Regions from separate parts of the Homo sapiens genome. Here region 2 is linked to region 1. A link is a loop called in an ENCODE intact Hi-C map of the cell type or tissue named here. Cell type or tissue: adrenal gland. All regions are shown on one strand. Each heading gives the region's core, and the rest is flanking DNA. Links, peaks and the distances in the headings are about the cores only.

Region 1 (2,906 bases), core at 105-2,604:
TGGTTAGTTCAGCTGAGGTCGCTCTCCCAGACTTACTGCCACCTACACAGCACTAGGACTGACTGTTTAACTTTATTCTTTATTTCGTGTACTTTATTGGAGTGTCTGTTGAAAGCAAAACCATCCAATAAGGAACAATCCCAAGGCAGCCAGCATGGATCAAGAAGGCACAGGCTGTGGCCGCCATCCCCAGTGCCTGATGGGGAGAGGGGGTGGTAATGGAAAAGGCCCAGGAAAGCAGGCCAGAGTGTCCCTCAAAATATGAGAAATCACTGGAAGAGAGAGCCAGAATGGGACCTAAGACAGAAGCCACCACCAGGCACCCTTAAGGCAGGACAGTTGCAATGGTTACTTGGAATACTTCCGGCTAGGAGTGGTGTTGCGGGAAGTCAGGGACCCCAAACAGAGGGACCGGCTGAAGCCATGACAGAAAAACGTGGATTGTGAAGATTTTATGGACATTTATTAGTTCCCCAAATTAATACTTTTATAATTTCTTATACCTGTCTTTACTGCAATCTCTAAACATAAATTGTAAAGATTTCATGGACACTTATCACTTCCCCAATCAATACCGTTGTGATTTCCTATGCCTGTCTTTACTTTAATCTCTTAATCCTGTCAACCAAGGAGGATGTATATGGCCTCAGGACCCTGTAATAATTGCATTAACTGCACACATTGTACAGGATGTGTGTTTGAGCAATATGAAATGTGGGCACCTTGAAAAAAGAACAGGATAACAGCAATTGTTCAGGGAATAAGAGAGATAACCTTAAACTCTGACTGCTGGTGAGCCAGGCGGAACAGAGCCACATTTCTCTTCTTTCAAAAGCAAATAGGAGAAATATCGCTGAATTCTTTTTCTCAGCATGGAACGTCCCTGAGAAAGAGAATACGCACCAGGAGGTATCAGCTTATAAACAGCACCCCTGGGCGTGGCCTGTCTCTTATGGTCGAGACTGCAGAGATGAAATATACTCCAGTCTCCCATAGCACTCCCAGGCTTATTAGGAAGAGGAAATTCCCACCTAATAAATTTTGGTGAGACCGGTTGGTCTCAAAACCCTGTCTCCTGATAAGATGTTATCAATGACAATGGTGCCCGAAACTTCATTAGCAATTTTAATTTTGCCTCGGTCCTGTGGTCCTGTGATCTTGCCCTGCCTCCACTTGCCTTGTGATATTCTATTACCCTCTTAAGTACTTGATGTCTGTCACTCACACCTGTTCGCACACTCCCTCCCCTTTTGAAAATCCCTAATAAAAACTTGCTGGTTTTTGTGGCTTGTGGGGCATCACGGATCCTACCAACGTGTGACGTCTCCCCCGGATGCCCAGCTTTACAATTTCTCTCTTTTGTACTCTCTCCCTTTATTTCTCAAGCCGGCTGACGGTTAGGAAAAATAGGAAAGAACCTACGTGATTATTGGGGCAGGTCCCCCGATAGAGTGGCACATGATGGGCACAGGGCAGGCTTGGGAAATGGGGGGCCGTAAGGCCACAAGACATGTGGGCAGGTAGCCCAGAGTGTGTCTGGAACATCCTGTTTATTGGTCGGCAGTGACATCTACTGTCACATTTGAGAACTGCATCCACAGCCACATGACCTCCTGTGAAGACCTCAGGGCAAACTGGGGAAACCTGCCCTTCTTGGAAGGTGATACTAGGGGGGATGAGCAACACCTTTCTTGGAGGTTTGAATTCTTCAGGGCCCCTCCAGCATCTTGGTCTTCCTAATTCCTCCCTTGATCCCCCAGCCCTAGGGGTGGTAGCTTCTTGCAGTGTTTACCTCCGTGTTAATCTGGATTCTCTCTGTCTTCGGAGTTCTCTAATGCCTGGTTACCAATTCTTTATATCAAGTTCTCTCCGTTAAAATCATTGTGGTGGGGTCCATCCCATGGATATACATGGAGGTCTGTGTGACAATGTATAATCTTACTATTTGCAGTTATTACAAAACTGTCCTAGAAGACATGAATGCTTGTTAAAAGAAATCTTTTAAGTTTCCTAGACTTCAAAGACCGTTGCTATGCCCTGTGAAACATCGCCTATATCCTTTAACAGTTTGCAATTCGAATTGGTTACTTACTTAACATTTTGTTGCCCTGGTGATACAATTATGTTGACTCGTTATTGTGAGGTTACTTTGTTATTAACCATGATGAGGATTACTAGCACATACTTTTACTCCATATGTATAACACAACAATGTAGTAAAACCAATAACTCTTGGTTCTCTATTCAAAGTGTTTGGAATCTTTATTCTGTTTAAAACACTGATGACATTTGCCAATTTTTGAGTGTTCTTCATGTTACTGATTTGTAGGAGCTCTTTATATATTGCAGATTTAGTCTCTTACTGGTTATGTATGCTGCACCTGAGGAGTAGCAGCACTGCCAAGGACACTGAGTGTCTTGTCTGTGCAGAGCTTCACATGAAGCTGGAGAGAAGGGACTGGGGCAAGAGGGAAAGATAAAAAGGGGCAAGTAAGTAACAGAATGAATCCTTGTTGCTAATCTCCTGGCCCCCATCCCAGACCCTTCAGGGGATCCTGGCGATTCGAAGCAGCATAGCCTGATAGGCCTCTGGTGAGGGTGTTGGGAGGGTTTTCTTGGCCGCCTGTTCCAGGATGCTCAAGATGATGCTGTGGGCCTCCTGGCATAGCTCAGCACCCAGGAAAGCCTCCACTCGTCCACGCCATGCTGCCAGTCGTGGCCGTCCCTCAAACAGTTCATAGCCGAGAGCCACCGGCTGTAGGGACAAGGATGAAAAAGTTGTGGGCATACAACTTTCCCAGTTGTCACTGCCGACCCGAATGCTGGAACCATGGGCAGAAGTATCAGAGACATGGTCCATTCCCCAGCCCCTAAGTGAATGGACCACAGGGGCCCAGGCAGTATGT
Region 2 (2,906 bases), core at 291-2,790, 220 kb after region 1:
GCCTCAGTTTCCTGCATAAAATGGATAAGATGAAGATAATAGCACTGCAGGATTTGGAATGCTGCTTGGCGTTAAGCAGAGACTTGGTATGGGTTTTTTTTTTTTTTTTAATTTTTATTTTTTATTTTTAGTGGAGACAGGGTTTCCCCATGTTGGCCAAGCTGGTCTTGAACTCCTGACCTCAGGTGATCCGCCTGCCTCAGCCTCCCAAAGTGCTGGGATTACAGGAATGAGCCACCAAGCCTGGCCTGTTTGTTTTCCTCACTCTGTTGCCCAGGCTGGAGTGCAGCAGTGCGATCATGGCTCACTGCAGCTTCAACCTCCCTGGGCTCAGGTGATCCTCCTACCTCAGCCTCCCAAGTAGCTGAGACTACAAGCATGGGCCACTACGCCTGGGTAATTTTTGTATTTTTTGTAGAGATGGGGTTTCACCATGTTGCCCAAGCTGGTCTTAAACTCCTGGGCTCAGGAGATCCACTCGCCTCAGCCTCCCAAAGTGCTGGGATTACAGGTGTGAACCACCATACCCCGCCTGAGGATGGTGACGTCAAGGTGTGGGGGTGATGGGAGCCCAGTGCCGTAATCAGTTGGTCAGTGTTGGTAGCTGACTTACTCCCACGAAGACCCAGCTCCTGTCCCTCTGCCTGGGGCTGTCTTGCCTTGTACCAGTCCCATGCTCTCGTCTTGTAGTTTTTGAGGGTCAGGAATTTACAGTGGCTTTGTGGGGTAAAGTTGGCTCAGGGTCTCCCACGTGGTTGCAGTCAAGCTATCATCAGTGCATCTGAGCTCCCTTGGGGTGTTGGCAGCCTCAGGTCCTCACTGGTTATTGGCCAGAGGCCTCAGCTCCTCCTGTGGGCCTTTCTATAAACAGCTGAGTGTCCCCGGATCATGGTGACTGGTTCTCCCCAGAGCCATTGACCCCACCGAGAGAACACAGAGGAAGCCATGGTGTCTTTTATAACCTAATCTCAGCAGCAACTGAGATCTCTGTAGGCCACACACACCTCCCTGGGGTGTGGGAAGGCCTGGTGGATGCCAGGGCCAGGGGTAGCGGAGTAGGGGGCTAGAGACTGCCTGCTTTCCCTCTGCCTGCCTGTCCCACCATCAAGCAGGCCAAAGCTGTAATTCATGTCCTTCTCTCCTCTGTTAGATCTAAGAAAGAGGATCTGTTTCCTAGCATACCTTCTTCAGCCTGGAGAGTTGATCCTTTTCTATTCCCATTCCCAAAACCAAATTAAATGGCCTTTTGCCAGGATGGAACTGTTGAATGACACTGGGGGCAGGGGGCGAGGGGGTGGAGGCTTGAGACAAGGCCTCAGCCAGCCTGGGGCAGGAGCCTCAGGCAGAGCAGCTGGATGGGGATGGCCATGGCCGCTGAGGCCTCTGCCTAGCCCAGCAGTCGCCTGCTGGCCCCAGCTTTGTACCGGGAGCTGTCACTCCTGCTGACCAAGGAGGGGAGCTGGCTCCCCCTGCTGGAGAGGATGGAGGGCCTCCTGGCAGAGGAGCGGGATGGGGAGGCGGTGGGGTGGCTGGAAAGGCAGTGGTTGATGACCAGTGTGGTGGGAGAGTCCAGACCTGAGTGAGAAGGTGGGGAGCAGCAAGGGAAGTGAGGGCCTGGAGGCCTGGGAACCGGGGACCGATGCTGAGTAGTCACCTGGCCAGCAGCCACAGGCACAGCATTTGCCCCTCAGGCCCATCCCGGCCTTGGCCCAACTGAGCCCAATTCCTGGCCCCTGCCTCAGGCCAGGGAAGGTGTGGCTGGCTGGGCAGGAGCCATAGTGCCAGCGTCTACTTTGGTCTTAGTTGGGTTGTTTGGATTTTGGTCCTGACCTCGTTTCTGAATGCTGCTTATGTGAGCTGGAGGGAGAGTGGACACTGCCCCCCCATCCCCTCTCACTGCCTTGTGATGGGATCTTAAGAGAGGCTGGGCCTCGAAGACTCAGGTGTGGCCCCACTGGGTCAGGTGTATAGCCCTCTCGGGAGGCGGAGGAGCCCTCTGGGGGTGGGGAGCCAGCCCCTACCAGTGTCCTCTTGGGTGGTGAGTGGTTTCTTGGCAGCACCAACCTGGACTGCCTCAGCCAGGACCCCAGCATTGGCCACACTCCCCTGCCCAGTGTCCCAGGGCACAACCTGGGCCCATAGGACCTGACACAGATGCGTTGGAGCCTGCGGGGTGGATGAGTCTATTACCTGCAGTGAGCCCATGTCCCCACAGAGGGAGAAGAGCTGGCGAGAGTGGCAGAGGGCACCAGCTTCCCGCCTCAGGAGCCACGGCACAGTCCGCAGGTGAAGATGGCCCCCACAAGTTCCCCGGCAGAGCCACACTGCTGGCCGGCAGAGGCTGCCCTGGGCACAGGCGCTGAGCCCACCTGCAGCCAGGGTAAGGCGAGTTGGGAGCAGCCCAGCACCAGCCCCCAGGAGGCTGCCTCACAGCTGGCAGCCAGGGTGGGTTTCCCGGCCTGGCCTTGAAGGGCAGGGCCTGGGGATGCCCCATGGAATGAGATGGGGAGGAAATGGGGGTAGTGCAGGCTGGACAGGGGAGCCAAGGGAGAGGCCCAGGCTGAAGAGTTTAATGCGTGGCCCATTGTGTCAGGGGCTGGGTAGAGAGGGACCCCAGAGGCTTATTCCACCCCTGGCATCACGGAGGGGTACTAGCGAGGGCAGGCGGCCTGCTTGGGCCCACTGCAGAACCCAGGCTGAGCCCAGAGTGGGGAAAGAGGAGTAGGCATGGACAGGGCGGAGCATGGGCCTGGTGACAGACACTTGAGGGACATCAGCAGCAGGCAGAAGGGTGGACAGGTTGGGCTGGGCCAAGCAGGCGTCCCCGTCGACAGCCACGTCAGATTCTAGCCCTGGCCTCAGTCCGGCCTGTTCCCACCAGCTGCCCCAACCAGCCAGACCCCTTG

The links. Peaks named below come from ENCODE experiments on the same cell type or tissue, not always from the same donor. Only the 100,000 strongest peaks of a DNase experiment are listed, where the experiment ranks them.
Region 2: a loop joins it to region 1, with 4 times the contacts of the local background. A loop is called at or near these places in 21 of 110 quality-filtered maps.

The regions. Positions count from the first base shown.
Region 1 is chr22:23,955,178-23,958,083 of GRCh38, forward strand. It overlaps GSTT2B (glutathione S-transferase theta 2B), which reads right to left. Exons shown (of 5, transcript NM_001080843.4): 5 at 2,237-2,755. The coding sequence ends at 2,546. Among named protein-coding and RNA genes, the nearest start is that of GSTT2B, 4.6 kb to the right of the region's middle. RefSeq lists enhancers at 99-706, 707-1,314, 1,315-1,922. In adrenal gland, for the core only: a CTCF peak has its summit at 1,541 (motif pointing left); a DNase peak (open chromatin) is centred at 1,464.
Region 2 is chr22:24,173,896-24,176,801 of GRCh38, forward strand. It overlaps CABIN1 (calcineurin binding protein 1), which reads left to right. Exons shown (of 37, transcript NM_012295.4): 35 at 2,216-2,380. Among named protein-coding and RNA genes, the nearest start is that of SUSD2, 6.1 kb to the right of the region's middle. RefSeq lists an enhancer at 1,212-2,071 and a silencer at 1,439-1,498. In adrenal gland, for the core only: a CTCF peak has its summit at 1,482 (motif pointing left); a DNase peak (open chromatin) is centred at 1,516; H3K27ac peaks cover 2,253 bases.